Regions from separate parts of the Homo sapiens genome. Here regions 2, 3, 4 and 5 are each linked to region 1. The links are chromatin contacts, found by Hi-C or POLR2A ChIA-PET in ENCODE. All regions are on one chromosome and are shown on one strand. Each heading gives the region's core, a stretch centred on a gene start or an enhancer-like site at or near the end of the contact. The rest is flanking DNA. Distances are from core to core; before and after follow the strand shown.

Evidence for each region. A loop is a pair of places that touch in the nucleus more often than their neighbours do. ChIA-PET counts read pairs that join two places held with the same protein, here RNA polymerase II (POLR2A). Pooled maps may share reads with other maps.
Region 2: a pooled map shows a loop between it and region 1 (15-fold over the local background). The contact joins the promoter of ATP5MK here to the promoter of ARMH3 in region 1. A Hi-C loop is called at or near these places in 6 of 50 pooled maps. POLR2A ChIA-PET finds 5 or more read pairs at or near these places in 2 of 52 experiments (Caco-2 and GM10248).
Region 3: a map of CD8-positive, alpha-beta T cell shows a loop between it and region 1 (16-fold over the local background). The contact joins the promoter of TAF5 here to the promoter of ARMH3 in region 1. A Hi-C loop is called at or near these places in 1 of 168 maps with a recorded cell type or tissue (CD8-positive, alpha-beta T cell) and 7 of 50 pooled maps. POLR2A ChIA-PET finds 5 or more read pairs at or near these places in 1 of 52 experiments (activated naive CD8-positive, alpha-beta T cell).
Region 4: a pooled map shows a loop between it and region 1 (8-fold over the local background). The contact joins the promoter of MRPL43 here to the promoter of ARMH3 in region 1. A Hi-C loop is called at or near these places in 1 of 168 maps with a recorded cell type or tissue (CD8-positive, alpha-beta T cell) and 7 of 50 pooled maps. POLR2A ChIA-PET finds 5 or more read pairs at or near these places in 1 of 52 experiments (WTC11).
Region 5: a map of naive thymus-derived CD4-positive, alpha-beta T cell shows a loop between it and region 1 (8-fold over the local background). The contact joins the promoter of SFXN3 here to the promoter of ARMH3 in region 1. A Hi-C loop is called at or near these places in 1 of 168 maps with a recorded cell type or tissue (naive thymus-derived CD4-positive, alpha-beta T cell) and 2 of 50 pooled maps. POLR2A ChIA-PET finds 5 or more read pairs at or near these places in 2 of 52 experiments (GM12878 and activated B cell).

What each region holds. Positions count from the first base shown.
Region 1 is chr10:102,052,112-102,058,230 of GRCh38, forward strand. ARMH3 (armadillo like helical domain containing 3) reads right to left here and starts at 4,062. Exons shown (of 26, transcript NM_024541.3): 1 at 3,974-4,062. RefSeq lists a silencer at 3,762-4,151.
Region 2 is chr10:103,393,710-103,399,828 of GRCh38, forward strand. It overlaps ATP5MK (ATP synthase membrane subunit k), which reads right to left and starts at 2,766. Exons shown (of 5, transcript NM_001206427.2): 1 at 2,700-2,766; 2 at 2,037-2,323. It overlaps PDCD11 (programmed cell death 11), which reads left to right and starts at 2,917. Exons shown (of 36, transcript NM_014976.2): 1 at 2,917-3,021; 2 at 4,707-4,819. The coding sequence starts at 4,718. MIR1307 (microRNA 1307) reads right to left here and starts at 692; the gene lies at 544-692. RefSeq lists enhancers at 2,029-2,861, 2,254-2,343, 2,494-2,743, 3,401-3,902, 3,903-4,403.
Region 3 is chr10:103,364,258-103,370,376 of GRCh38, forward strand. TAF5 (TATA-box binding protein associated factor 5) reads left to right here and starts at 3,719. Exons shown (of 11, transcript NM_006951.5): 1 at 3,719-4,291. The coding sequence starts at 3,733. RefSeq lists enhancers at 3,535-3,829, 3,582-3,821, 4,952-5,021 and a silencer at 3,952-4,491.
Region 4 is chr10:100,982,866-100,988,984 of GRCh38, forward strand. MRPL43 (mitochondrial ribosomal protein L43) reads right to left here and starts at 4,632. Exons shown (of 3, transcript NM_032112.3): 1 at 4,448-4,632; 2 at 4,225-4,331; 3 at 3,404-4,110. The coding sequence starts at 4,578. The coding sequence ends at 3,869. It overlaps TWNK (twinkle mtDNA helicase), which reads left to right and starts at 4,678. Exons shown (of 5, transcript NM_021830.5): 1 at 4,678-6,119. The coding sequence starts at 5,346. It overlaps SEMA4G (semaphorin 4G), which reads left to right. Exons shown (of 15, transcript NM_017893.4): 15 at 440-2,751. The coding sequence ends at 1,266. RefSeq lists an enhancer at 4,391-4,460.
Region 5 is chr10:101,026,365-101,032,483 of GRCh38, forward strand. SFXN3 (sideroflexin 3) reads left to right here and starts at 4,870. Exons shown (of 12, transcript NM_030971.6): 1 at 4,870-5,170; 2 at 5,950-6,118. It overlaps PDZD7 (PDZ domain containing 7), which reads right to left and starts at 4,765. Exons shown (of 17, transcript NM_001195263.2): 1 at 4,709-4,765; 2 at 3,630-4,020. The coding sequence starts at 3,855. RefSeq lists an enhancer at 5,183-5,392.

The DNA of each region.
Region 1 (6,119 bases), core at 2,812-5,311:
TGTCACTCATATCTTCTCATTTCTTCCCCTGCTCAATTATACAAGCCTCATGAACACCACCTAAATATAAAATGAAAATTATAAGATAAAGTCCCATAATCATCTTCTTCCCCCACTCCCCCGCCCCACCGAAAGACAGTCTCCCTCTGTTGCCCAAGCTGGAATGCAGTGGCACAATCACAGCTCACTGCAGCCTCAACCTCCTGGGCTTACACGACCCTCCCACCTCAGCCTCCTTAGTAGCTGGCACTACAGGCTCACACTGCCACACCCGGCTCATTTTTGTATTTTTTGTAGAGACAGGGTTTTGCTATCTTGCCCAGGCTAATCTTGAACTCTTGAGCTCAAGCAATCCACCAGCCTCGGCCTCCCAAAGTGCTGGGATTACAGGCATGAGACACCTTGCCTGACCCCATAATCTTCATAAAGGAAGCCCAAAAGGTACCTGCAATCTTGCAAAGTAAACTGATTTCCTGCTACTTGAATAACACTTATTAAGACCTTATAAATTACATAAGCATAGTGTAAGACAGAAAGGGACCAAAAAATTACTAAATTACAGTCCCTGCCTTGAGAAGCTCACTATTAAGTGGAGGAAGTGCATAATCTGCTACTTCCTTATAGACAAATAAAATAAACATTTTTTTTTCCCCAAGACTTTTTTCATATATGCCCTCACTCAAAGCTGGTGCCAATACATTAAGCTCACCAGGTCTCTCACTTCCAGCTGCCTACTAAGGTCTCCATCGGTACATCCTACAAGCAACCTGAGCTCGGCATACCAAACCATATCCCCTATGCCTCTTTCCATACCCTAACCTTTGGAAACCTGCTCTACTTTTTCTAATCCATATCCTGTCAATGAAATCCCCATACATCCACTCTCTCAAATTAGAAATCCTAGCCCACTCTCTTCCTAAGAAGTTGAATCAATCTCAGAAGTACAGTATTTCCAAAATCCCCTCCTCTTCATTCCCACAGCTACACTTTCTTCAGACTCTCAGTCAATTGCAACAACTCTAATTAGTCTCACTGCCTCATTCTTCATTACTTTAATCTGCATTTCTGTCACTCCCTAACTTAAAAAAAACTCCTCAGAAGCTAAAAAAAAAAAAAAAAAAAAAAAAAGAGAAAAAAATTCCAATGACTCCCCACTTTCTTTTCAGTCTCACCTCCTAGCAGTTTCCCCACCACACATCCTGTTTGGGACAAATTTCTGAGATTTAAAATAATTTTTTTTCCTCTCACATCCTCACCAAGCCTTTGCAAGTACTGTTCTCTCCAAATGAAATGCCTTTTCTTTTTCAGAGATGGGGTCTCGCCATGTTGAGCCAGCTCGTCTCAAACTCCTGGGCTCAGGCAATCTACCTGCCTAGGCCTCCCAAAGTGCTAGGATTACAGGTATAAGCCACCAGGCCGAGTAAAAATGCCTTTTCTTACTTGTGCAATCTCCTACTCATCCTTCAACACCCAACTCAAGTATCTCCCCCCTGCAAAGATTTCCCTGACTCTCCCAAGCAATGGCAGTATTCCCATTACACTGTATAAATTTTTTTTTTTTTTTTTGAGAGGGAGTCTCGCTCTGTCGCCCAGGCTGGAGTGCAGTGGCACCATCCCGGCTCACTGCAAGCTCCGCCTCCTGGGTTCATGCCATTCTCCTGCCTCAGCCTCCTAGTAGCTGGCACTACAGGCGCCCGCCACCACACCCGGCTAATTTTTTGTATTTTTAGTAGAGACGGGGTTTCACCATGTTAGCCAGGATGGTCTTGATCTCCTGACCTTGTGATCCGCCGGCCTCCGCCTCCCAAAGTTACATAGTAAGTGCTCAATAAATGTGTTGAATAAACAGTTCACCCTTATATATCCTGGATCAATTTTTGGCCATTTTCCCCAAATGTTACAGATTCCTAAACTGTGCTCAGTGTGAGATTCCAAATTTCATAATGACTGCTTTGAGGTTTTCACCTTGTTTTAATTATCCAAATGTTGAACAAGTCGGCTGGGGGCAGTGACTCACTCCTGTAATCCCAGCACTTTGGGAGGCTGAGACGGGTGGATCACGAGGTCAGGAGTTGGAGACCAGCCTGGCCAATATGGTGAAACTCCGTCATTACTAAAAACACAAAAATTAGCCAGGCATGGTGGTGCGCGCCTGTAGTCACAGCTACTCAGAAGGCTAAGGCAGAAGAATCGCTGGAACCCGAGAGACGGAGGTTGCAGTGAGCCAAGATCATGCCACTGCACTCCAGCCTGGGCGACAGAGCGAGACTCCGTCTCAAAAAAAAAAAAAAAAAGTTGAACAATAAATTGTAATACCTAAAAGTCCAATGAAAACACCTTAAAGGCTTCTCTAGTCACTGAAATGGGTATTCCCCCTTTACAGTCGTAACAAGAGGGATCCCTCTTTCCCTTGACTGTGATCTGATATCCTGAAAGTCTTCACACAGAAGCTATTGTGCACACAAATCCAACTTAAGGTACACCCAAAATAATTCCAATCCTGCTAAGTTACGGGCAGGGACACAAATCATATTTACCCTAGTTTACAAAGCAACTAAAGGATAGCAAAGAAAAAGCTCTCACTAAGCTCAAAACTTTTTCTGGCCGGGCGCAGTGGCTCACACCTGTAATCCGAACACTTTGGGAGATCGAGGTGGGTGAATCATCTGAGGTCAGAAGTTTGAGACCAGCCTGGCCAACATGGCGAAACCCTGTCTCTACTAAAAATACAAAAATTAGCCGGGCGTGGTAGCTCACGTCTGTAATCCCAGCTGCTTGGGGGGCTGACGGGGAAGAATCGCTCGAACCTGGAAGGCGGAGGTTGCAGTGAGCCGAGATCACGCCATTGCACTCCAGCCTGGGCAACGAGAGCGAAACTCCGTCTCAAAAAAACAAAAAACAAAACAAACAAACAAACAAAAAAAAAAAGGCCGGGCGCGGTGGCTCACGCCTTTAATCACAGCACTTTGGGAGGCCGAGGCGGGCGGATCACCTGAGGTTGGGAGTTCGAGACCAGCCTGACCAACATGGAGAAATCCCGTCTCTATCAAAAATATAAAATTAGCTGGGCGTGGTAGCGCAAGGCTGAGGCAGGAGAATCGCTTGAACCCCGGAGGCAGAGGTTGTGGTAAGCCGAGATCGGGCAACTGCACTCCAGACTGGGCGACAACAGCGAAACTCCATCTCAAAATAAATAAATAAATAAATAAATAAATAAAATAAAATAAAAAACTTTCTGGAGAGGAAGAACTGCGGAGGGTCGGATGATCCAGTGACATACATTTGGGTATGGCCCAAGTTTCTGCTTCCCCATTCGCCAGGGGCAGCACGCCTCAGCTTCTCCTTCTCCAGGGGACCAGGTTTCTCTCTACTTTTTCCTTCCCTATACCCTCCTGGGAACAGGTTCCTTTCCTGGGCTCTCGCCGAGTAACCCAAAGAAAACACAGTAGCTTCACTGATTCCGTGTGAAGAGTGGGTTAAAGCCTGTCAGAGCCTGGAGAGGGACAGGACTGGAGCCCTTCCGGGACACCTGAAGACTTCGCACAAACCCGCTTTCCTCTATCCCTGAGATTCTCAGAGGTGCCTTGCCCTACGCCCGCACCCCAGGACCAAGAACAGCAGGAGAGGAAGCTCTCGGGGCAGCTGGCGGGGTCAAAGGTCAGCACCTCGGAAGCCAGAAGGCCCCGCAGGGATGCGGGAGAGGGACGTGACCGGGACCGTGTGGTCCGAGGGACCGGCCGCTGGAAGAGCGAAGCCGTTTCTCTCTAGGCTCGGCCGCCCCCAGGCCCAGCCCTCCCCGGCATACGCAGCTTCAGCAGCCGTCCTCCCTCCCTCTCCCCTCGCGTCCTCGTCGTCCCCGCGGCCAGCGCAGGCCCCGCCCCCAGAACCGCCTCGGGGCCAAGGCCTAGTATGGCAGGACCCGCAGGGTTGGTCAGGTTCGAGGACCGGGCCGGGCCTGGCCGCCGCCGCTTACCGAGCCCGCGGCTCCTCCTCTACCACCCGCGCCGTTCCCGGGCCCGCTCGCTCTCGACGCCACCGACGCTGCCGCTGCTCCGGGCTCACGGGCGCGCTCCCGACCTCCCCGACCCTTCCCGTGTCCCCGCGCCCCGCCGGGTCCTAAAGCCCGGCGCGCAATGGGTTAGTCCACGCCCGCTTCCTGAGACCGGCTCAGACCACGATTCCCAGCAAGCATCGCAAAGACTACAACTCCCGAAAGGCATCGCGAGAAATAAATTCGCAGTGGACTTGTCTATTGAGGGCCTACTGGGTCGCAATAGCAGTTTTCCGAAACATGGCCGACTCTTTGACCTCAGCAATTTTACTTCTAGGAATACATGTATCCTCTAGAAATACTGGCGAAGTTTGGAAAGATATATTTTCCAAATGTGTATTACAACTTTGTACGTGAAAGATTGAAAACAAACTCATTCTTTCAACAAATACGTGTGTGCCTGATAAGTGCAAAGTAGCGTGTAAAGCTCTATTAACTTGGCCAGAAATCTATTTTCTTTTCTTTTCCTTTTTTTTTTTTTTGAGACAGGATCTTGCCCTTGCCCAGGCTGGAGTGCCGCAGTGGCACAATTACAGCTCAGTGCAGCCTCCACCTCCTAGGCTCAAGCAGTCCTCCTGCCTCTGCCTCTGGTAGCTGGGATTACAGGCACGTGCCACCACTCCCTGCCTCTGAGTCTTTGTTTTCTTTTTTTTTTTTTTTTTCGAGATGGTGTCTCACTCTATTGCCCAGGCTGGAGTGCAGTGGTGCGATCTCGGCTCACTGCAACCTCTGCCTCCCGGGTTCAAGAGAGTCTCCTGCCTCAGCCTCCCCAGTAGCTGGGATTACAGGAGTGTACCACCACGCCCGGCTAATTTTTGTATTTTTTAGTAGAGACAAGGTTTCACCATGTTGCCAGGCTGGTCTCAAGCTCCTGGCCTCAGGTGATCCACCCGCCTCTGCCTCCCAAAATGCTGGGATTACAGGCGTGAGCCACCGCACCCAGCCTGAGTCTCTGTTTTTTTATACACAAATGGAAGGTTTAAAAAGATGTGCTATAACAGCAAGAATACTATTAAAAAGAAAAAACAAGTAAAAAAAATAAAATAAGCCAGGCGCGGTGGCTCACACCTGTAATCCCAACACTTTGGAAGGCAAAGGCGGGTGGATCACCTGAGGTCAGGAGTTCGAGACCAGCCTGGCCAACATGGTGAAACCCCATCTCTACTAAAAATACAAAAAATGGCCGGGCGTGTTGGCAGTCCTCTGTAATCCCAGCTACTCGGGAGGCTGAGGCAGGAGAATCGCTTGAACCTGGGAGGCGAAGGTTGCAGTGAGCCAAGATCGCGCCATCGCACTCCAACCTGGGCGACAGAGCGAGACTCCGTCTCAAAACAAAAAAGAAGTGGAGAAGAGTTCTGTGGGCGGCAAGCCACCCAGGTGCCGAGTCAAGAGACCGAAGACACAAGCTGTTCCAGTATAATAAAGAAAATAATTAAAATAAGAATAGCTATATTAGAAATAGAATATAGATGTGATTATATATGAATATTAGTAATCATTAGTTTGTAGCATTACTTTTATTAATAACTTATATTTTACAATTATAATTTAGGAAAACCAGGCCATACAGAGTTAGGAGCTGAAGGGACACGGTGAGAAGTGACCAGAAGGCAAGAGTGTGAGCCCTCTGTCACGCCCAGACAGGGCCACTAGAGGACTCCTTGGTCTAGCGGTAATGCCAGTGCCTAAGAAGGCACCCGTTACTTAGCAGACCTTGGACTAGCCATAGCGCCAGTGCCTGGGAAGGCACCTGTTACTTAGCAGACGGGCCTTTCCCTGAGGAAGTTAGAGAACACTCTGCTTCACCACCTCTTGTTGGAAGCCTGACATCAGCCAGGCCTACCCGCAGCCAACCGGAGGCTTAAACCTCTCCGAGATGCTGTGCTTCAGCGGTCACGCTCCTGGTTCACTTTCCTGTTCCGCTCTGTACCTAGATAGCAGTAGCAGAACTAGTAAAAGTATTAAAGTCTTTGATCTTTCTGAGAAATGCACAGAAGAAATAATGACGTAAGCTGTCCCCTCTCTCTCTGCTTCGGCTACCAAATAGGGAAGGGCCCCCTGTCCGGCA
Region 2 (6,119 bases), core at 1,516-4,015, 1.3 Mb after region 1:
ATTTACCCTTATTGAAATATTACAAAGTGGAAACACATTGTGTGGTTCAAAGATGGTCAATGAAATACTGTTTATGAAAATCTTAAAAGTCCATCTATAGAAGACTGATTAAAAAATGATGGTTTCCATTAAACGACACACAACAGGCACAGATCTTTGTGTACTGACATGGGAAGATGTCCCAAGTAACGTTCAATTTTGTAAGAAAAAATCTTATTTCTGGATTTTATAAAGCACGTCAATGGTTCTGGGTCTTGTCCCTAGACCAGCAGCATTAGCATCACTGGAAACTTGTTAGTGCAAATTCTTAGGCCCTACCTATTGAATCAGAAACTCTGGGTCCAGGAATCTATTTTAATAAGGCTTCTAGATAATTCTAAAGCATGCTAAAGTTTGAAAAATACTGCAGTAAATGAAATAGAAAAATAGTAAGTGTATTAAAAAAAACTCTGGAAGAATATATAGCAAAGGCAGCTTAATCTATAGTACCTGTGTATTTTACAAAGGCATGAATTTCTTTTATAGACAAGACGTATTCAAAAGGTCACCAGAACAAGAGCTGAAAATTCGTATGCATGACCGCCTATCTACCACGACCGACGCCACGCCGAGTCGATTGGCAACACAGACGAGCCGGTCGAGGTCCGGTCGAGATTGGTAGGCAGTGACAGTGACTCAGCTGGGTCTTGATGAAATGGAAGAGGGAGATATCTGTCAGGGAGTCATTACTATGGAAACTGGAACTCCCCCATTCAAAGGCTTTCAGAGGCATTCTTGTGTAAAGAATTGGCAATGAAAATTTGAGAAAAATGACCTTAATTTTCAAGTTTCAAGAAGGTTCTTGGAGCAATGAAGGAAATCCAAACTTCCTTAGGCCTCTTCAGAGACCTTGGCCAGTCTAGCCCAAGTAGGAAAATCTCCATTAAAAATAACTTTATACACTTGATCTTAGCCAACAGAAGCGATAAAAGCAACTTTATAATGTAGCTATCAACTGTTCCACTTTACTAAACTTACTAAAGACATACTTCCCCCCGCCCCCCGCCCCCCCACCAGCTCCATTCATTTCATGATACATTTTTGGATTCACTTCTTAGGGTTTGAAGTAGGTTTTTAGGAGAAACGCTACAGAAAATAAGGGCTTCACTTTGACCATTAACGAAAACCTCCACTACATTACATCTAACTAAACTTTTTAGGAGGATATGCCCAACAATACTACAGCGCTTTAAATTTCCCTTTAATTTACACACAATATGGGAGGAAGGCTGATGTTTTGTGATATCCCACAGAAGACTAATTCTGATTGCAGGGAAGTGCATGGTTCAAGAACTGAAATCAATCACTCAAGTTAGTCTGGGTCTTAAAGGAGGAGGACTCTTGAGAGGCTCAAATGGAGGGCCAAATGGGGAACGGGATTGTTGCTGGTGAGATAATGGAGTAAGGTCGAAAAATTTGGTTCTGCACTCTTCAGCACGGTGCAGGTTACTTTAGGGCAAAGATAAAGGAACCCTTGTGTTTACAGTGCCCTTTGTAAGACTCCTAGTTGTGATTTAATGTTGTTAAACGGTGGTATGTTTTAATTAAGTTGCTAACTGCCCTTCTTGAGACAAGGTCTCGCTCTGTCGTCCAGGCTGGAGTGCAGTGGCGCGATCTCAGCTCACTGCAATCTCCGCTTCCCGGGGTCAAGCGGTTCTCCTGCCTCAGCCTCCCGAGTAGCTGGAACTACAGGCGCGCGCCACCACGCCCGGCTAATTTTTGTATTGTTGGTAGGGACGGGGTTTCACCATACTACTCAGGCTGGTCTCGAACTCTGGACCTCAGGTGATCTACCCGCCTCGGCCTCCCAAAGTGCTGGGATTACAGGCGTGAGCCACCGCGCCCGGCCACTAACTGCTCTTAAATGTAACTAATCCTTCCGTGCCTCTCTCCACCTGTGAGATGGGCACTTTATTAAAGGTCCAAAGTGACCAGTAGCTCTTGTTACTTTCTCTGTTCCTCGATATTGCTATTTTCCTTTCTAACTTAACACCTACCTGGAATGGTGAGATCACGAGGTAAGGAAGGCAAAGATGAGTGAGAACCACTCAGGTAACAGAAGCAGCCTCTTGCATTCACGGAGTTTACAGCTCTCTGTTCTGGTTACCTCCTAGGAAAGGCCTTCCCACTGATCGTCTATAGACTGAAATCTAACCCTTTTACAGCGGGCCTGGCGAACTGTAGGGGCCGGGCCACATTCACTCGCTTTGAAAAAGGCTGCAGCGCACCTAAAGGAGGCCCGGCTGGCCAGCTTCCTAAAGCACAGCTCGGTGGGAACAAACAGCTATGGACATACAGAAGAAAAGAGGTTAATTCGGCCGGTGATGGGGATCAGAAGCCCTAGTCCTCGTCCAATATTACGTCACTGGGTGACCTCGAGGGACGCTTCGCGGAGGGCCTCATTTTTCTCCACTGGCGAATGCAATCTAAGGGTCTTCGGAAACTGTGGGAGCCCTTGGGCGCACCTATCCGCCTCACCTCGAGGCTTCTCACCCGCTGGCCGCCCCCTTGCGCCCCTCGTTTTTTCTAGCTCCTTTCCCATTCCCCACCGTTTCTCTCCTCCAAAGCTAAGAACTCGAGTTGCTCCTCGGCCAGAAACGGCGGGCGGTCCTGCAACGTGCAGGCGCCAGGTCCAAGCCCGGACTCCCCTCTTCACCCACCTGCCAAAGCCGCAAATTCCGCAGCTGGTGTCCTTCAACGAATGTAACCACCTCTCGGCCCGGCCGGAAGAAGCCACCTCCCCCGCACGCGTTTAGCCGGCCCCCGCGATTCGGCCTAATGCGACGATTGGCTATGGCTCCAAATCCCGCCCTTCCGATTCCTGTCTCTAGGTCACCTCCGCAACACAGCAACGGAAGTAGGGTGTTGAGCCCGCCCACACTTCCGGAAGAATTGCACTGGACTGTGGGTATCCTGGTCTCCGCGTGTGTGAGTACCGCGGCGCGAGGTTAGTGGTAGCTGGGTGCAGACGCCGTGGCGCTGGTGAGTAAAGGCAGAGGCGAAAAAGGAGGAAACCTCATGGCTGTCAGGTCTGTCCCAGGCCTGGTTCCCTGCCAGGCACACGCTAGATGAGTGTGGTTCGGCCACCTTAGCCCCGCTTCGAAGCCGGCTCTGTTGTAGCAGCCCCTGTAACCCCAGGCTTTGTGTTCGGAAAGTAGCCTAAGTATCTTCTGTGCCCCTGGATCGCCTTACTTTTCAGAGCCTCAGTTTCCCCTTGCTTGAAAGGAAATTAAGGGTGAAATTATCAGCAAACTAGACCCCCCAAACTTTCCTGTTTCTATGAATCATATACCCATCCCTGATTCCATATCCTTGGCCCCACCCGGTCATCACTTCTTTAGTCTAAAGCCCTTGTAGAGTCTTATTACCAAGTGTCTGTCAGAACTAACCTCTCCTGTCTTCTGTTTTCACTTATACCCAGTTCTGGTTCTCATGGTTTCTCTGCTGTACTGCATTTGAATCCTTTTTTTTTTTTTTTTTTTCTGTCACTGAGATAACAGGAAACAGTGCATTTGAATCCTTCTACCGAATTTACTTGCCTTCAATACTGTCTCTCTTCATGTCCAATCTATAGCCTGCAGTATATTTTTCTTGCTTACTGTTCTCTCGCTTTCCCTGCTTAAGTCTCTGACTTGCCAAAGCAAACTACCCATATCTAATTCAAGGTCTTCCACAAAAAAGCCCAACTTCTCCTTTAATTTTTTTGAGACAGAGTCTCACTTTGTCTCCCAGGTTGGAGTGCGGCGGCATGATCTCAGCTCACTGCAACCTCCGCCTCCCGGCCTCAAGCAATTCTCACGCTTCAGCCTGCCTAGTAGCTGGGACTAGGCGCAGGCCACCACGCCCGGCTAATTTTTGCGTTTTTGGTAGAGACGGGGTTTCGCCATGTTGACTATGCTGGTCTCGAACTCCTGACCTCAGATGATCCACGCGCCTCGGGCTCCCGAAGTGCTGGCATTACAGGTGTGAGCCATGGTGCCCGGCCTTCTTTAAAATTTAACTTCAATTTTTATGCTTTAATCTCCCAGTGGTCTAGTTGAATAATTCCTCAGAGACAACAGCAAGCCTTTGAGCAGTTGTTTGATAGGGAAATTGCTGGTGTTTATTGAAATAATAGGCTTTTCCCATCCATGTCTTTTCTCACATTCCCTTTCTACCTGTCAAGCTTCTGTTCATCTTTTACCCTTAAGCTAAAAAAGATCTTCTTTATGAAGCTTGCCTCCTTTACTTATCCCTTCCTACATTGCCTTATCCCTTCCTACATCTTTGTGATCATTTATAATCTGATTTGCATTTTAAGTTACTTGCATAATTGTTTTATCTTCCAAAAAGTGTGCATGTTCTTTGAAGGCAGAGGATTATATATTCATCTGTAGAGCTACAGTGTATCTCTGACTTAACTGTAGCTTCTTAGTGAGTATGTGCTACATTGAATCTATAACTTCTTTTTCTGGAAGAAGGTGGGTGGACTTGTGGTTTTGAAGCAGAGACCTTTGGAAAGATGAAGTATGGATTATTCCGGGCCTGACATCTAAACCATCTATGTTGTAGTCCTGAATGTTGTCTAGCATATTGCTGGAACGTTCTGTCTCTTGCCCGTTGATAACACCTTTCTGAAATCTGCTACCAAGACAACATGTCACCATTATCCTTTGCATTGTTTTTAGGAGACCCAAACATGGCAAACCTGGAAGAAAGCTTCCCCCGAGGAGGTACAAGAAAGATCCACAAACCAGAGAAAGCTTTCCAGCAGTCAGTTGAACAAGACAACTTATTTGATGTAAGTAGTATGCTTGTTTGGTGACACTCACTGGAAACTTTTACTGTAGTGTCTTGTGAAAAATGAGCCTTATTTGAGAATGTGTTATTTTTCCAGATTTTTTTTGCATTGAAGTCTACTTCTATAAATTTAACTCATTTAGAGAGGCCATACCACCACAAGGCTGTATCTTTTGAAGCTTGGCATTTAGTATTAAAGTACTGTTATTAGCTGGGCGTAGTGGCTCATGCCTGTAATCCCAGCAGTTTGGGAAGCCGAGGCAGGCGGATCACTTGAGGCTAGGAATTCAAGAGCAGCCTGGCCAACATGGTGAAACCCCGTCTATACTAATACCAAAACTAGCTGGGCATGGTAGTATACCTGTAGTCCTAGCTACTTGGGAGGCTGAGGCATGAGAATTGCTTGAACCAAGAAGGTGGAGGTTGCACTGACCCAATATTGTGCCACTGCTCTCCTGCCTGGGCGACAGAGTGAGACTCTGTCTCAAAAAACACACAAACAAAATAAATAAAGTGCTGTTCCTTGTTCTTAGACACTCTTTGCCATGTGCCATGTTGATTAAGGATGGAGAGGAAGCAGTTTTTTTTTTTTTTTTTTTTTTGAGACGAAGTCTTACTCTGTTGCCCATGCTGAAGTGCAGTGGCGTGAGTAGCTGGGATTACAGGTGCCTGCTACCATACCTGACTAATTTTTGTATTTTTGTTAGAGATGGGGTTTCACCATGTTGGCCAGGCTGGTCTGAAACTCCTGACCTCAGATGATCTGCTCACCTTGACCTCCCAAAGTGCTGGGATGGCAGGTGTGAGCCACTGCACCCAGCTGATGTTTTTGTTATTTTTGTTGTTGTTTTTTCAAGAGATGGGGAGAGATGATGTTTCACTCTGTTACTCAGGCTGGACTTAAACTCCTGGGCTCAGTCGATCCTCCCTCCTTAGCCTCCTGAGTAACTGGAACAACAGGCATGTTCCACTGTGTCTGACTGATCATTGCATTTTTACAGGGGTTCCTTGCCACATGTAATGGTCAGAATTTGCATTAGACTTCACAGTCTCACCTAGACTAGGCTGTGCTCCAAATGCTTGGGGAAAGGGAACTAACATTTGAGTGTGTGGCTTTAGGTCTGTATTATGTAATCTTTTCAACTGTACTGTGAAGCACTGATTGCAATTCCATGATGAGGAACAGTGTCTTGCTCTGTCGCCCAGGCTGAAGTGCAGTGTTGTGATCTCAGCTCACTGCAACCTCCACTTCTTGGTTCAAGCAATTCTCCTGTATCAGCCTCCCGAGTACCTGGGACTAT
Region 3 (6,119 bases), core at 2,469-4,968, 1.3 Mb after region 1:
CGAGGCAGGTGGATCACGAGGTCAGGAGTTTGAGACCAGCCTGGCTAGCATGGTGAAACCCTGTCTCTACTAAAAATACAAAAATTAGCTAGGTATGATGGTGCACGACTGTAGTCCCAGCTACTTGGGAAGCTGAGGCAGGAGAATTGCTTGAACCTGGGAGGCGGAGGTTGCAGTGAGCCGAGATCACACCACTGCACTCCAGCCTGGGCGACAGAGCAAGACTCCGTCTCAAAAAAAAAAAAAAGAAAAAGAAAGTGTGAGGGGTTATAGAATTATTACTATTATTATTTTTTAAACACAGGGTTAACCAGGTGCGGTGGCTCATTCCTGTAATCCCAGGAGTTTGGGAGGCTGAGGCGGGAAGATCACTTAAGGTCAGGAGGTTGAGACCAGCCTGGCCAACATGACAAAACCGCATCTCTACTAAAAATATAAAAATTAGTTGGGCATGGTAGTGCACACCTGTAATCCCAGCTACTCGGGAGGCTGAGGCATGAGAATCACTTGAACCTGGGAGGTGGAATTTGCAGTGAGCTGAGATTGAAAAAAAATTAATTCAGGCCGGGCGCGGTGGCTCACGCCAGTAATCCCAGCACTTTGGGAGGCCGAGGCGGGCGGATCACGAGGTCAGGAGATCGAGACCATCCTGGCTAACACGGTGAAACCCTATCTCTACTGAAAATACAAAAAATTAGCCAGGCATGGTGGTGGGCGCCTGTAGTCTCAGCTACTCGGGAGGCTGAGGCAGGAGAATGGCCTAAATCCAGGAGGTGGAGCTTGCAGTGAGCTGAGATCCGGCCACTGCACTCCAGCCTGGGCGACAGAGTGAGACTCCGTCTCAAAAAAAAAGAAAAAAAAAAAAAGAAAAAAAATTAATTCAGTTAAGATCAATTTAATGGGTCACACTCAGTATTTTATTTTATTTATTTATTTATTTATTTTTTTGAGCTGGAGTCTCGCTCTGTGGCCCAGGCTGGAGTGCAATGGCACAATCTCGGCTCACTGCAACCTTCATCTCAGCTCCTAAAGTGCTGGGATTACAGGCATGAGCCGCCACCCCTATCCCTAGATTAGCTTTGCATTTCAGTCTCGGGATCACTTTTGAACATTATGCTTGCACTTTCTTAATCAAACATTTACAGAACACCTTTTAAAGTGAAGTAGAAATAACCAATGGTTATTTATTACATACTAGGTATTGCATATGCATTACCTCATTTAATTCTCAAAACACTATGACGTAACTACTATTATTTTTTTGTTAGAAATTGGGCAACTGGGGCCAGGCGTGGTGGCTCACGCCTGTAATCCCAGCACTGTGGGAGGCCGAGGCAGGTGGACCACCTAAGTTCGGGAGATCGAGACCAGCCTAACCAACATGGAGAAACCCTGTCTCTACTAAAAATACAAAATTAGCTGGGCCTGATGTGGCACATGCCTGTAATCCCAGCTACTCGGGAGGCTGAGGCAGAATAATTGCTTAAACCTGAGTGGTGGAGGTTGCAGTGAGCCGACATGGCGCCATTGCACTCCAGCCTGGGCAACAAGAGTGAAACTCCGTTTCAAAAAAAAAAAAAAAAAATTAGGCAACTGGGACATAGTAAATTAAGTAACTTGCTCCAGGTTATTCAGCCAGTAAGCAAGGTCAAGCCAGGTGGTCTGTGCCTGTAGTCTCAGCTACTTGGGAGGCTGAGGTGAGAGACTGCTTGAGCCCAGGAGTTCAAGGCCAGCCTAGGCAATATAGTAAGGCTTCAGATCTCTAATTAATAAAATAAAATATTTTTTAAAAGTAAGCAGGGTCAAAGGACGCTGGTAAGACCTCAAAACCAATAACTTGAACGGCTGTGCTAGATTTTCCCAATGTCTCAGGCTCACTTTTCTCGTCTGTACCTATTCCACAGAGTTACAAGTTTCCAATGAGATAAAATATGCAGGAGGGTTTTATAACCTATGAAGCACATTGCAAAATGGCATATATGATTTTTTTTTTTTTTTTTTTTTTTCCTGAGACGGAGTTTTGTTCTTGCTGCCCAGGCTGAAGTGCAATGGTGCGATCTCGGCTCACTGCAACCTCCGCCTCCTGGGTTCAGGTGATTCCTCTGTTTCAGCCTCCCGAGTAGCTGGGATTACAGGTGCCCGCCACCACACCTGGCTAAATTTTTATATTTTTAGTAGAGATGGCGTTTCATCATGTTAGCTAGGCTGGTCTCGAACTCCTGACCTCGGGTGATCCACCCGCCTCGGCCTCCCAAAGTGCTGGGACTACAGGTATGTGCCACTGCGTGTGGCCATGATTTTTAAATATACAATTAAAATGGTTTATTTGTAATAACGGATAATAGCATGAATACATAACGTACATATTTCACAACCACAACATTCTGGTATTTAAAAACTTTTTTTTTGAGACGGAGTCTCGTACTGTCGCGCAGGCTGGAGTGCAGTGGCGGGATCTCGGCTCACTGCAACCTCCGTCTCCCGGGTTCAAGCTCTTCTTCTGTCTCAGCCTCCCGAGTAGCTGGGATTACAGGGGCGCACCACCATGCCTGGCTAATTTTTTGTATTTTTAGTAGAGGCGGGGTTTTGCCGTGTTGGTCAGGCTGGTCTCTAATTCCTGATCTCATGATCCGCCCGCCTCGGCCTCCCAAAGTGCTGGGGTTACAGGCGTGAGCCACCGCACCTGGCGTTAAAAACTTTTTATTGAAATGTAATGTATACGGGCCAGGCGCAGTGGTTCACGCCTGTAATCCCAGCACTTTGGGAGGCTGAGGCCGGTGGATCACCTGAGGTCAGGAGTTGGAGACCAGCCTCGCCAACATGGCGAAACCCTGTCTCTACTGAAAATACAAAAATTAGCCGGGCGTGGTGGCACACGTCTGTAATCCCAGCTACTCGGGAGGCTCAGGCAGGAGAATCGCTTGAACCCAGGAGGCAGAGATTGCAGTGAGCTGAGATCGGGCCACTGCACTCCAGCCTGGGCGACAGAGCGACACTCCGTCTCAAAAGTTAAATAAATAAATAAATGTAATGTAATGCATGCAGCTCGATTAACTTTTACAAAAGTAAAAATGACAAAAAAAAAAAAAAAGTAAGCACTATTCAGGTCAAAATGTAAAACTACCAGTATCTCGGAAGCCTCCCTCTGGCAAATGGTATATGTTTTTGAGTTAAATACGTGGATTCGAATGTTGACATTTGGACTTTCTTCTTGCCTCTGGTAAGTTATTTAACCTCTCTTGGTTTCAACTGAGCCATCTGCGAGGTGGGGATAATATTACCTCATAAGATTATTTAATTGTAGCAGGGCGTGGTGGCGCATGCCTGTAATCCTAGCTACTGGGGAGGCTGAGGCAGGAGAATCGCTTAACAGCCTGGGCGACAAGAGCGAAACTCCGTCTCAAAAAAAAAAAAAAGAAAAAAGAAAAAGATTATTGAATTGAAGGAGATCACATAATGTAAAACATCTATCATAATGCCTAAATATAGCTGGCCTGCAATAAATGGCAATTATTCTCAGGCAAATGTAATAGGTGGTCACCAATGCCCACTTCCTGCCTTTCTTTCGCTCGGTTTTGAAAGTTGCTCTCTTTCCTATTCCGTTTCTCCTTCCTTTTCGCTCCTCCTACTGCCGTAAATGGCCTACTAGAGTTGTCGTGAAATGCTCCTCCCCGCCCTCCATGTGGCGAAAATGCAATCACGCTTGACGGCGCGAGGTGGCTCAGCCGCAAGATGGCGGCGCTGGCGGAGGAGCAGACGGAGGTGGCGGTCAAGCTAGAGCCTGAGGGACCGCCAACGCTGCTACCTCCGCAGGCGGGGGACGGCGCAGGCGAGGGTAGCGGCGGCACTACCAACAACGGCCCCAACGGCGGCGGCGGGAACGTTGCGGCGTCGTCGTCCACTGGCGGGGATGGCGGGACCCCCAAGCCCACGGTGGCTGTCTCCGCCGCTGCCCCGGCGGGGGCGGCCCCGGTGCCCGCCGCTGCTCCGGACGCCGGCGCTCCGCATGACCGACAGACTCTACTGGCCGTGCTGCAGTTCCTACGGCAGAGCAAACTCCGCGAGGCCGAAGAGGCGCTGCGCCGTGAGGCCGGGCTGCTGGAGGAGGCAGTGGCGGGCTCCGGAGCCCCGGGAGAGGTGGACAGCGCCGGCGCTGAGGTGACCAGCGCGCTTCTCAGCCGGGTGACCGCCTCGGCCCCTGGCCCTGCGGCCCCCGACCCTCCGGGCACTGGCGCTTCGGGGGCCACGGTCGTCTCAGGTTCAGCCTCAGGTCCTGCGGCTCCGGGTAAAGGTGAGCCGTGGGGTCCCGGGTAGGTACGGCCGCCGCGAAGGGGAGCAAGCCGGTAAGGCAGGGGCTGGCAGGCCTGCACCTCTGCGGGCTTGTTTTGAATTTCCTGGGCCCGCCTCTAGGGCCACATGCCCGCCCCTTTCTCTAGTGCGCGGGCTGCGCAGTCAAACCCCCTTCCGAGCTGTCAGTTCCAGTGAGAAGCTGAGGAGAGCTGTTGAGCAGAGGGATGTATGGGGAAGGTGAGCGCGGAGAGGCGGGATCTTCACGCTCTTGGTCCCTTTCCTTTCATTTGGGCTTTTGAGCCTTGGGCAGGTCCGCATGACACTAACAGTGTTTGTACAGTTTCGTACTAGCGTACTTTAAGTACTGTAAGTACTTTATTTTCTCTTTATTTCTTTAGTTCCTCTTAAAAGATGTGTTGATAAATACTTTATAGATTTTTTTTTTTTTTGAGACGGAAACTTGCTCTGTTGCCCAGGTTGGAGTGCAGTGGCGCAATCTTGGCTCACTGCAACCTCCGCCTCCCGGGTTCAAGCAATTCTCCTGCCTCAGCCTCCCGCGTAGGTGGGACTACAGGCTCCTACTGCCACGGCCGGCTAATTTTTGTATTTTTAGTAGAGGCGGGCTTTCACCATGTTGGTCAGGCTGGTCTCGAAATCCTGACCTCAGATGATCCACCTGCCTCGGCCTCCTACAGTGCTGGGATTACAGGCGTGAGACACCGCGCCCGGCCGCCATACAATATACCCTTGTAACAGTCCTGCACATCATGTACCCCCTGAATCTCAGCTAAAAGTTGAATTTTTTTTCTTTTTCTTTTTTTCTTTTTTTGAGACGGAGTCTTGCTCTGTCGCCCAGGCTGGAGTACAGTGGCGTGATCTTAGCTCACTGCAACCTCTGCCTCCCAGATTTAAGCGATTCTCCTGCCTCAGCCTCCCGAATAGGTGGGACTACTGGCACGCGCCACCACGCCCGGCTAATTTTTAAAAATATATTTTTAGTAGAGATGGGGTTTCGCCATATTGGTCAGGCTGGTCTTGAATTCCTGACCTCGTGATGCACCCACCTCTGCGTCCCAAAGTGCTGGGATTACAGGCATGAGCCACCGCACCCGGCTGAAATTTTAAAAATATATATGGGCTGAGTACCACCAGTGTTAAGTCTTTGGAGGATGCAGGTTCCTGGGCATCACTTCAGACTTAGTGAATCAGGTCCTCTAGAGGTGGAATCTGGGAATCTTCACTTTTGAATAAGTGCTTCTAAGGAGTATTGACATATGGCAGCTTGAGAGCCATGTGTTTAGGCATGGGCATTGGACAGACCTTTTTGTCTTTGCTGCATTTACTTGTGTGATGCTGATTGTCATTATTTTTTTAGTTTTTAATTTTTTTTACCTTCGTATTGGCCGGGCGTCGTGGCTCATGCCTGTGAATCTCAGCACTTTGGGAGGCTGAGGCGGGTGGATCACCTGAGGTCAGGAGTTTGAGACCAGGCTGGCCGACATGGCGAAACCCCCTTTCTACTAGAAATACAAAAATTAGCCGGGCGTGGTGGCGCATGCCTGTAATCCCAGCTACTTGGGGGGCTGAGGCAGGAGAATCACTTGACCCCGGGAGGCTGAGGTTGCAGTGAGCCAAGATTGCGCCACTGCACTCCAACCTGGGTGATAGAACGAGACTCTGTCTCAAAAAAAAAATTTTTTTTTTACATTAATATTGTCAGGAGGCAGGTCATTCTCATGTTGAATTTTCTCTCTCTATTAAATGAGTGGTTATGAGGCTTTTTTTTTTTTTTTTTTTTGACTGAGTCTCGCTCTGTCGGCCAGGCTGGA
Region 4 (6,119 bases), core at 3,382-5,881, 1.1 Mb before region 1:
TGTGGCTGGTGGTGCCATTCACAGTGGTGGCGATTCAAGGAAAGGACTTGGTGTCGTTGGGGAGAAAAGCTTTGGTTTTGAGGTGTCCAAGAGACCTCATGTGGAGATGCCCAGCACATGGTAGATATCCGAGTCTGGCACTCAGGAGAGAAGTCTGAGGTAGAGATTAGGAGTTACTGGCAGATGGCAGAAATTGAAACCACAGGAGAGGATGAGAGCATGGAGAGAGAATGGAAAAGGGCCCAAGGCACTGCCTGCTTCCTGGGAAGGGCCAACGTGAACCTTCTGTGGAAGCATGAGCACAGAGCCTGGGTCAGCTGTCACTGTGATTCTGGGTTCTGTGCTTGGTGCCAGGGACTTGGCAGTGAACAGTCTGGCTTGCCATCTCTAATCCCTTCCTGGGACGGGCTGGTACTGACCTCTCCCCCAAACCCCACAGGGCCACCACCACCACTGAAGACCCGCTCTGTGCTCCGGGGTGATGATGTCCTCCTGCCCTGTGACCAGCCATCCAACCTGGCCCGGGCCTTGTGGCTACTCAATGGGAGCATGGGCCTGAGCGATGGGCAGGGTGGCTACCGTGTGGGCGTGGACGGGCTGCTGGTTACAGATGCACAGCCTGAGCACAGTGGCAACTATGGCTGCTATGCCGAGGAAAATGGCCTCCGCACCCTGCTGGCCTCCTATAGTCTCACAGTCCGGCCAGCCACTCCTGCCCCAGCTCCAAAAGCCCCTGCCACACCTGGGGCACAGCTGGCACCTGATGTGAGACTGCTCTATGTGCTAGCCATTGCCGCGCTTGGTGGCCTCTGCCTCATCCTGGCCTCCTCCCTCCTCTATGTGGCCTGTCTGCGGGAAGGCAGACGAGGGCGCCGACGGAAATACTCACTGGGTCGGGCCAGCCGGGCAGGAGGATCTGCGGTGCAACTGCAGACAGTCTCAGGCCAGTGTCCTGGAGAGGAAGATGAGGGTGATGATGAGGGGGCTGGGGGCCTGGAGGGCAGCTGTCTCCAGATCATCCCTGGGGAGGGAGCCCCAGCCCCACCACCCCCACCGCCCCCACCGCCACCGGCTGAGCTGACCAATGGCTTGGTGGCACTGCCCAGCCGGCTGCGGAGGATGAATGGCAATAGCTATGTGCTTCTGAGGCAGAGCAACAATGGAGTACCAGCAGGGCCCTGCTCCTTCGCCGAGGAACTCAGCCGCATCCTGGAAAAAAGGAAGCACACGCAGCTCGTGGAGCAGCTAGATGAGAGCTCTGTCTGAGCCCAGCCTCCCAGAACAAATGCTCTTCCAAGCCAGCCTATCTGTCCCAGGCTGGGCCACTGCCTCCCTAACACAGCCACCCTCCCTTCATTACCCCCACTCCATACCCTTCTCCCAACTTTTTGATGTCCCTGTAGGGCTGGCCAGTCAGGCCCAGCCAAAGCCCCCTCCTCAGTCTCCACAGACCCACATGTGAGCAGCCCAGGCCCATCGGTGCTCCTCAGAGGTAGGTGCTCCCTCAGGATCAGGTGCCCTGCAGACCCAGAGCCAGTTCCTATCCCCTAACCTAAACACTTATAGGTGAGGACTCCATCCTCCTGTTCCATTCATCTGCCCAAACCCTTTCTCTTTCTCCCAGGCAGGGCTCTGCAGGTCCATATGGGCTCAATGTCACCACCCTCTGCATGGCCCTGTGTGCTGGATGGTCCTGAAACCAGACAAGACCTCTGCCAGCCACCTAAGCCCTGCGTACATTCACATGCACACATGGAAGAATGTTTATCGGCTGGGCTGCAGTGCCCCCACCCTCACCTTCTCCTGGTGCATTCTTGTTTCATCCCTGCTTCTGGACTTGGGGTACCCTCCCAATTGCCACATCCTATCTGGTCCTCTTCCCCAGCCCCATGTGGTGACCTCTTTGTCAAGAGCTTGGGAACGGGCCAGCCTGGGGAGGTAAGACTGCATCACTCCCCTCCTCTCCCTTCCTGTGTGGCCCTTGTGAATCAGCCTCCCCACTCTCCTTGGTCATTCTCAAGAGTATGAGAGACAGAGCTCCAGGCATGTCCCATCCCCATGCACATGTGGTAACACACACCTGTATCACACATGTGCTTACATTTCCACTCACATGCACCTCTGAGCCTCCCTTGCTGTCTTGGACCTGTCTGTTGGGTTTAGTCCGTGGACATTTCAGAGGGAGATCCCCCTCCCATTTAACTGTCCTCACAGGCCCTTGCCTAGGATGGATGACCAACACTGCACTCAATGAGCCAGCCTCTCTTTTGGGGGAATCAAGCATTTGCTTCCTCTAGACTACAGCAGGGAAAGGGAGGAGAAATCTGATGTCTCAACTGGCACATGAAGCCCATTCTTGGAACTATGCAAAGGGCAGAGGCTGGGAGTTTGGACGCTTAGCTCCTACCCCTGTCCTACCTCACCGGGGCACTTTCAGGGGCCAGGGGCCTCTGAAGTCTCTAGGCCTATATGGGACAATCAATTCTGACTGAGCTCCCCCATTCCCCTCGGGTGAGGATGACTGTTATTTTTGTAGCTGAGAACGTGGAATCCCACGGGTTTTTACTGCCCTTCACCCAACCTCTCCCACCTCCACCCCACAATGAATGTATTTATTGTGAGAATGGCTACACTTCTTTAGGAATGCCCCCACTTACAACCAGGTGGGTGGAACAGGCATGTGACAGAGTGGGGAGCCTGGGCTCAGCTCCTCCCCCTGCCGTTGGTTAATAAACACCCTTTTTCCCCACAGCTATGACTAGTCTGCTTCATCTAGATGCGCCCACCCCTGATCACCAGGGGACAGGCTCCTGAGCCTATACAGAAGGTGATATCTGCCTCCAGGATTGGCTCTGCTCCCCAATACAACTATTTGCAGAGGAAATTGGGATCCTCCGCTTCCATCCTGACTCCTTGGCAGGCACACAGGCCTCTTTAGTAAGGTTCACACTATTCATTGATCATGGTGTTAGGGCATGACAAGAAAATGACAACAGTTCAAGAATTCTTACAGGGGTTTCTAGATTTTCATTTCCTGCCTCTCATTTCCCCACCATCCCCCCTTTTTAAACTAAGATTAGAAAATACTCATTAATATCAGCCTTCCTGCCCTTCCCCAAGGTTCTCAGCACCCCCCACCAGCTGGCTCAAGGGACATGGATTTTATTTCTGCACAAAGAGGGACGTGGGGGGAAGGAGATGTATAGCTAAGACCAGAGAAAGCTTGTCAGCCAGGACTTGGTCTGAGAATCACTCCCCTCTCCCTTTCAGGGGTCAGGCCTAGATTAATCACTTGGCCTTTGATACTAACCACCTGACAGTTGTTATATGTTCTGCGTCTAGTTTTAAAATAATGAAAACTGAGGCTTGTGCTTAACATATGCACACATTTTGAAGACAGACCTGAAATGTGACCTTGGATAAGTTTATTAACCTGTTTTATAAATCTGTATTCACACAGATATAAAGTGCCTAGCCCATCACAGCAGAGCTCTCCGTAGCTCAGTGGTTGTTCCAATAAGACATCAGGGATTCTTCAGAAGCCAGCCTTCAGACCTCTCACTGTGTTTTGAGATCATTATTATCAATTTGGATTTAAAAAACAAGGGCCCTGTAAAACCCTTGAAGTCTTCCTCATCTCAGGTTTTAGGGATGCCACTTGCATAAAAATGAGTGGTTCACAAGGTCACTGCCCCCAGAAGCAGGCACTGGAAAGAAACAGGCAGCTCTTCATTATCCCAAGCAGAACCTCTGTCAACTTGCCCATTGATGGGTTCCATTTGCCTGGGCTTGGAATCCCAAAGGGGAAGAACCACCTTTACCGGAGTAACAGTCCAAAGCCTGGGGCTGCAGTTGGTGGGGCAACTCTTCACTGTGCTTGCACCTGGGCTGGGGCAGGATCCTGAACCTCTCGGGGGCGTAGCCCGCGGAACGTGGTCGGCTTGTTGGTGAAGGGGTGCCACTGGCCCTGGATGCTAGGGTTGTCGGTGTGGAAGGGCTTGCGGATGCGGATCACGTCCAAGCCCGACTGGTCGGCCAGCTTCTGCACCAGCGTCGAGATCTCCTCGACCGACTTGCAGTGGATGCTCTCCTCGCGCACAGCCCCGTTAACTGGCAGAAGAGGGGTGAGAGTGGGTGGAAGCTGGCCGGTGCGACCAAGCGAGAAGGAGGATAGCGGGTCGAGCCCCTGATCCCGCCCTCCAGCCCGAGCCCGGCCCCACTCACGGTATTCGGCCACTACTCTGGGCACGCAGCACGGACGCGAGTTTACATATATTACGACCCCTGGATTCCGTCGGGCGAAGTCGATCACCTCCCGCTCCACGAACTCCCTAAGCGACCCGGGACAGTGAGCAGTATGACCCCTGACTGGGGGCGACCTACCCGGGGAGTCGTTGCCACCTCCACACCCACCCCGACCCGCGCCTGCGCACTTCCCTTGGCTCACCTGGCGCCGCGAGACGAGGCGCCGTCGCGGCTGACGCTGAAGCTCAGACGCTGCAGCTGCTGCACATAGCGACCCAGTCCGTTGTGGAGAACGCTGGCCAAGAAGCGGCTCGGAGTCCCGCGCGCCGTCATAGCTACAGCTTGGAGGCCGCGGAGCCTAAGCAGCGAGGAGAGGGGGGCGGGACTAAACCTCGAGGCTTCCGGTTCCGGGACGACCGCTCCCGGAGTTTTGCTTCCGAGGTCAAGGCGAGTAGCATGTGCGGGAGACTCACGTTGCCGGCGAAGTGGGAGAGAGAAAAGTGGTAACCTGGGGCTGGGGGCCGGCGCGGCGGAGCTCGGAGTAGTAGAGCGGAGTGAAGACACGGGGGAGGATAGAGACTGGCATTCCTTTGGGCCGGGGGATTGGCGGGAGTCGTGCTGGGTGCTCTCGCCGTGTTGAGGTCCCAGTGAGGGGAAGGAGAAGCGGAAGAGGGTCTCTAGTCGGGGCCTAGGGCAAAGGGACTACAAAAAGGATGCAGATGACTATAGAAATGAGGACGACGAGGAGATGCTGTGGAGGAGCAGTAGAGGTGAGAAGATGATGCAAAGAAACTGTGTCAGTGAGGAACTGTATAGAGGGTCATAGAGGTGAGGTGGCGGAGAGAAACTAACTAACGGACCATAGAGGTGGGGGAGCCATTGTAGAAGGACGTGGACGCGAAAGGGTCGTGTAGATGGGCATATGTGTGAAGCAGCAACGTAGAGGGGCTGAAGAGGAGAAATTCATGGAGAGAAAGAATGCACCTAGAGTGAGCTCTGCAGAGTGCTGCGTGGGATATCCCTAGAGTTTGGTCTAGTGAAGGCACGCTAACCAGGCACCTAAGGCATTTCAAGTAGTGACTTCCCACATTTGGCTAGGAATGTGGGTCCTCCTCCGAAGTGGGTACCCCCTCCGTATCTTGTTACCCCTGCGTGGGGAGTGGATGGGTCGGAGGGGCCTGCCCCGAAACTTGGCCCCAGGCCCTCCTCGCAGACGTTACAGGAAGGAGACTCTCCAAGCCTTGGATATGCCAGTGTTGCCTGTAACTGCAACTGAAATCCGCCAGTATTTGCGGGGGCATGGGATCCCCTTCCAGGATGGTCACAGTTGCCTGCGGGCACTGAGCCCCTTTGCAGAGTCTTCACAGCTCAAAGGCCAGACTGGTGTTACCACTTCCTTCAGCCTCTTCATTGACAAGACCACAGGCCACTTTCTCTGCATGACCAGCCTAGCAGAAGGGAGCTGGGAAGACTTCCAGGCCAGCGTGGAGGGGCGAGGGGATGGGGCCAGGGAGGGGTTTCTGCTTAGCAAGGCACCAGAATTTGAGGACAGCGAGGAGGTCCGGAGGATCTGGAACCGAGCAATACCTCTCTGGGAGCTGCCTGATCAGGAGGAGGTTCAGCTGGCTGATACAATGTTTGGCCTTACCAAGGTTACAGATGACACACTCAAGCGTTTCAGTGTGCGATATCTGCGACCTGCTCGCAGTCTTGTCTTCCCTTGGTTCTCCCCTGGGGGCTCAGGATTACGAGGCCTGAAGCTCCTAGAGGCTAAATGCCAGGGGGATGGAGTGAGCTACGAGGAAACCACTATTCCCCGACCCAGCGCCTACCACAATCTGTTTGGATTACCACTGATTAGTCGTCGAGATGCT
Region 5 (6,119 bases), core at 3,620-6,119, 1.0 Mb before region 1:
CCTCAAGTGATCCACCTGCCTCGGCCTCCCAAAATGCTGGGATTACAGGTGTGAGCCACCTTGCCCAGGCCAGGTAAGGTTTCTGTAAGGACTCTGATGGGTGGGATTTTGATGGGTGGGGGGTAAGGGGGGGCACTGATGAGGGGGAAAGAGCCAGGGAGGCTCAGCTGTGGGCCCTTGAGGAGGCCTTCCAGTTACAGAAAAGCAAGAAGGCTGGAGGGGTAAGTTGGGTCCCAGGTGAGAAGCTGAGATTTCTTCATAGGTAAGGGTTACTCTAGAGGTGTTTGACAGGGAGAAATCACACACACACACACACACACACACACACACACACACACACACACACACTTCAATTTGATCTAAGAGAAGTCAGGTTACAGGGCACGGCCAGGGCAGCTCAGAAAGAAATCCCCGAGGGCAGCCTGGGGGGAGGGGTGGTGCAGGACAGATGTGGGGGGCCAGGGCTTTCCCAGCTGATTAGATTACACAGATCTCAGGACACTTTCAGCCTTAGCCAAGGAGCCTTTTACTCCCTTGCTACCAACCCTCTCTCCTCAGGGCCTCACTGGGGCCTCCCTAGGGCCCTAGGTCAGGGAATGTGAAATCTGAGATTTTCCAGGAGCCTGAGCCCTGCAAGGATGGAATCTTCTCTACCTCCACTGCCCCAGCCTCTCCCCCAGGTGCTCCACTGCAGCCCCGGCACTATCCTTGCTTCCACTCTTGCCGCCTTTAGCTATTCTCTATACAGTACCCAGAGTCAGCTTTTACATTAGCTCATGTCTTTTCCCTGATTAAAAACTTCAACACCTGTTCCTGCTTCTAGAACTCCAGTCTCCTCACCATGCCCTATAAGGCCCTGCCTGGGCTTTCCTCTGCCCACCCCTCCGCCCTCCCCTCCACCCTCCCCTCCCTCACTGAGCTCTGGCCACACTGATCTTCCTGTTCCTCATGGAGGCCAAGCCCTTCCAGTGTTCCCTCTGCCTGCAGTGCTCCTGCCCAGGCCTTTAGAAGGTCAGCTCCTCTTCCTCGTTCCCCTCCTGGCTCAGACACCACTTTCTTGGAGAAGGCTTCCTGGAGTGTCCTCCCTTCCTCCCAGTGAGTACCTCTTGTAGGGCTTCTCAAAGCGTAATCCTGGATCAGCAGCGTCAGTGTCATCTGAGAACTTGCTAAAAACGGGAATTCCTTCGCTTTACCACAGACCCACTGGACCAGAAGCTCTGGGACTGAGCCCTGCAATCTATCCCTGAATGAGCCTTCCCGGCAATTCTGAGGCATCTGAGGTTTGAGAAGCACCATTCTATCATGTCATCAGATGATCACATTCTGACTCTTCCCATCCTTTGTCGTCGTTCGCTTATTTGTGATTTATCTGTCTCTTTTCACTAGACCATAAGTTCAATCATGGTGGGGACTTCGTAATACTCTTCTAGTATATCTCCAATATGTTGGACAGTGCTTGGTATTTGATAGGTATTTTTTTTGAATAAGTGAAAGAATAAATGGATGGATGGATGGTCAAACTAGGAGAGTGAGGAGAAATGCATTAAGGGTAATGCTTTCCTGGATTAAAGGTAATGCATTTTCTCTGGGACCAGTTGAATTTAAGGAGCTGGTGGGATCTCATGGGGCCGATGTAGGTGGCAATGTCACCGTTTATTCCTTATCAGTTACTTTACTCCCCGGGAGTGATCTAAATAATAACATGGGGCAGGGTTCCAGGCTGCGGTGACTTGGGAGATACCTGTTCTCAGGCAGAGGGGAGAATTCTGAGCTCAGAGGGTCCCAGTCCAGTCAGAGGAGAAGCCAAGTGGTCAGAGCAACTCCTCAGTCCCTCACTGCTAGGAGATGCTGCTTCCTTGGCTGCACAGTGGCGCTAGCATGAGGCAGAGGGAGAAAGCAATCATGAAACCCCTGGAAGAGGATCTTTAGAGGGACAGTATAGGCCAGGCATGGTGGCTCATGCCTATAATCCCAGCACTTTGGGAGGCTGAGGCCGGAAGATCACTTGAGCCTAGGAGTTCAAGACCAGCCTGGGCAACATGGTGAAACTCTGTCTCTACAAAAAATAAAATAAAATAAAATTAGCTGGGCTTGGTGTTGCATGCCTATAGTTCTGGCTACTCAGGAGGCTGAGGCTGGAGGATCACTTGAGCCCAGAAGTTTGAGGCTGCAGTGAGCTATGATCACACCACTGCACTTCAGCTTGGGTGAGCGACAGAGCAAGACCCTTTCCCTCTTAAAAAAAAAAAAAAAGACGTTATAAACAGCGCTTGCATCATACATGGGCAAAGGGAAGGGGAGAGAGAGAGAAACAGAAAGAGTGTATCAGAGGGAGTATAGCATAGTTCTTTTAATAGAATGGGACTAATAAAGACAGTTATGCGGTGCCTGCTTCCCTTTTCCCCAATGTCTCCTAACTCCTCTGGGGACTTCTGCTCCCTCACCAGAATGACCGTGGTGACCCTCAGCAGTGCCCTGTGCTCACCAGAGGGTGAAGCATAGACTGGTGTATGACAGGGGTGAGCGTGCCAGGGCACTGGTGGAGGAAAGCCTGCTCCCTGAGCAACATGCCCCACCCTGCTCCAGTGGCCTAGGGAGGGGAAGAGAGATGCCCTGCTGGGTCAGAGGGGGAGGAGCAGGGCCTGAACAGTCCAGTCTGGGATCCAGCCAGGGGAGCTCTGCTGGCTAAGAAAGAGGAGAGGAGCTGGAGATATTTATCTGGTCCTGCTCACAGAAAGCTCAGACTCAGGGGGCCTGGCTCCGCACCTGGCATTCTAGGTCCTGTCTTGCTCATCAGCTGTTAGTCACCTCACATCTGTCACTACAGCCAGGCTGGCTCCTAAGTGCCCACCTACCATGCTCCATGCTTTTCACTTCCAGCCTTTGTTGGTGACAGCTCACCCCTGCCACCAGCTGTTCTTATTGCTCTGTCCTGCTACACTGTAGATTCCTGGAAGGTGAAGAGGGAGCCTGATTTCTCTCTAGGTCCCTTGTAACACCTCCCCAGGGCTGGTATAGAATTGTGCTCCATGAAGCGGCATTAAGCAACTACATAAGCTTAGGTCTCCCCTTCCCTGATGGAGCTCCCTCTCCACCCTCAACCCTCCTCTTCTGAACATTTGCTGTGCTGCCTTCATTCCCCTCCTTCAGCACGGAAGCCCTGAATTCTGTCTACCCGCTTGGGCACTGACTCCTCGCAGCCCAGCACAGAGCTTGTCACACAATGGACTGGTTGATGGAGGATGTCCTTCTTTATCCTGCCCCATCCCCCAGAAGTACACACAATGGATCTGGAGAAGGGCAGAGCCCATGGGAGAGAGGCCAGTTCAATCCCCTGCCTTGTCCACCAGGGGCTAGCATACCACACGCATGCCTGTCCCTGCTGCCATGGCCTTCTTTCCCTCCTCTGACCCTTCTACGACCCTGGACCCCTGCAGGATTGGCCTGGAGGAGAGGCCAAGGGCAGGTGAGGAAGAGTGTATGGGTTCCCAGGCGGCCTGCCACCTCCCTGTGACTCCCATCTCTTGAATTCCCCCAATCATACTGGCTCTGCCTCCTCCTGCTGAGTTCCCATTGTCCCCTACCCCCACCCTCCCCAACCCAGGCCAGTGGCTGGGTCCCGCCCCTACCTTCGATGGGGGAGTTGATGAGGATGACGCGTCCCATGGGCGATGAGGCTCGGATTCCGCGGGGGGGCCCGTTCAGCAGCCGTTGTTGCTTCCTTAGCAGGTATCGCGTTGCGGTGGAGCCTGAGTCGCTGCCTAGGTGGCCTCGGGAGGAGAGGGAGCTCAGAGAGCCGGAGCTCAGGTCTCCTAGGCCCAGTGGGTCGAAGCCCACTGCGAAACCCTGCGCCATGGCGGCTGGGCTAGGGCGGCACCCTACAGGTCCAGAAGGAATCTGCTAGCTCTGGAGAGGCCAGCCCTGCGTGCTTCGAGCTCCATGAGCCTCTGTGCGGGGCTGGGGTCTCAGTAACGTGAAGGCCCTCGCTTGCGATGCCTCTCAGAAGTGTGAGCTCCAGGCCTGGGCAGGGAGAGCAGGGATGAGGGAGGGGTGTAAATGTTTCCCCTGCTGCCCCCTAAAACTTCCACCCCTCCCCCTGGTTTAAGCATCCTGCCCTCCCATGCCTTAGGCCCCCCTCCTGTCTCACCCTAGGCCAGAGAACTGCCCCGTCCAGGCACCATCTTGGACTCTCGCTGACTTTATACAAGGCAGGTGGGAACCTTTCACCCCTCATTCCTGCTCGGGGCTGAGTCATCTACTCCCGTCCCCAGTCCTCAGTAGAGGTTGAGAGTGGAGTTGGGATTACTGCGGGCCCTGGGGCTTAGAGAGGTGTGAGACAAAAGAGAGGTCAGGACAGCTCATGGCATCACCTCTCTCATGCATATGCGGGCATGGAGGTGGCCCGGGGTGGGGCGGGGGCTGCGTGGGGCGGGCTGGGCCTCGAGGATAGGGCTTCAGGACCTTAGACAGCTGAGGCCCAGGAAGACCCCCAGACACCCGCGGGCTCCAGGCTGCGGCTCCGGGTCTAAAGAGGCTGCATGAACCTCTCCCAAGCTTTGGGGAGGATCTGCTGGAGAGGGGTCCCACGACATCCCGCGCAAAACCCAGGGCCAGTTCCCTCAGAGAAGCTCTGGGACCTAGAATGAAGCACCCCAACATCAACTCGGCCCTCCAGGCCCCCCACCCCTTTGTGCCTGGTCGGCCTCACCTGGTCGCTGGTGTGGCGCCGCCAGCCTTGTCAAACCACCCGCAGGCGAGAGCTACTGCCGCAGCCGGCAAACCCCACCCACGCTGCGCGGAGGCTGCGGGAATTGGGCTGGCCTGCACCGCCCCGGGCTCCCATTGGCTGGTAGGGCCGCCAGTCATTCTATTCCGGCACCTCCCTTAGGCGCCAGGGACAGCCGAGCGTTACCTGGTCCCGGGCAGCGGAGTTCTTTACCCACCCCAGTTCTGGTTCTGACGCCCTAGCTCATTCCGCAAATTTAGGGCTTGGGTCTGGCTTGTTCCCCTCCGGCTCGAACCACCTCTTCTCTGAGCCGAGCCAGCTACCGGGGCTCCTGGAATTGCCACCCCTCCCTGGGCACCCTTGAGGCCTCCGTGGAGGGACGTCACGGGGCAGAGCGGGACGTGAGCCTGAGTTTGCTGCAGGCGTGCTCTGTGTGGTGGCTGGGTGAGTTGTGAGTATGTGCGTGGCGGAGGGGGTGCCTTCTTCACTTGCATCCTCCTCCTCTGTCAGAAGGCGTCTCTGGCTACCCAGTTCTGGAATGGTCGCAGGGTGGGGCAGCTGGTCCCAGGACCGGAAGAATCCTAAGAATCCTTCTGATGCACTTGCTCGGATGCAGACCGCGAGGTTCCTGGGGTCGTCTGCCCCTCCACATCTCAGGGGTGGGGCTACGGTCTGGGGTGCAGGGCTAGGGGTTGGGAGCGTAAGGAGACCAGGGACACAGTGGAGCTAGGGGTTACAGAGGGGGAGCAGGGAGAGGGCTGGGGACATAGAAGAGGCACAGGCACGACAGGAACGGGGCTGTGAAGTGATGCGAATGCCGCGCTGCTACAAGAGGAGCTTGTGGATACTGGGGTAGGAGCCCAGGGGGACAAGCAAGCCAAAGGCCATTGCCAAGGCAGCCATCAAGTAAACAAGCCAGGCGGTAACCCGAGTCCCTCCCGGCGCGCCAGCAGAGGACCGCCCCTCCACACCGCCCACCTGCGCCCGGGGCTTTCTCTCTGGGCACCTAGACCGCTTGCTGCAGGGCTGGGGGTCTGCTGAGGCCCGCCAGGGGACTGTAAACCAAGGGAGCAGCGCCCGCGGCTCCAGCCCCTCCTCCCTTTGGCTGGGGAGGGGGCCAGAACTGATCCCCGAGGTGGGATTGGCTCTGGGAAGCAGCTTAGGGCCTGGTCCAGGTGGCCCAGGCTGGGGGCATCGCCTCGAATGACACCCACCGCCCTCAGGTTCTGCCAATCCCCGTGCCCACCGGGTGGGCGCGGCCGGGAAGCTCCTGCCCCTCCCTGCTGGTCGGCGTCACGCGTGACGTCCCGCGTGATGGCTGGGAGGGCCCGGCGGCGACAGCGGAGGCAGAGAGGAAGGCGGTTCTGAGAGCTTCAGAGAGCGATGGAAAGCG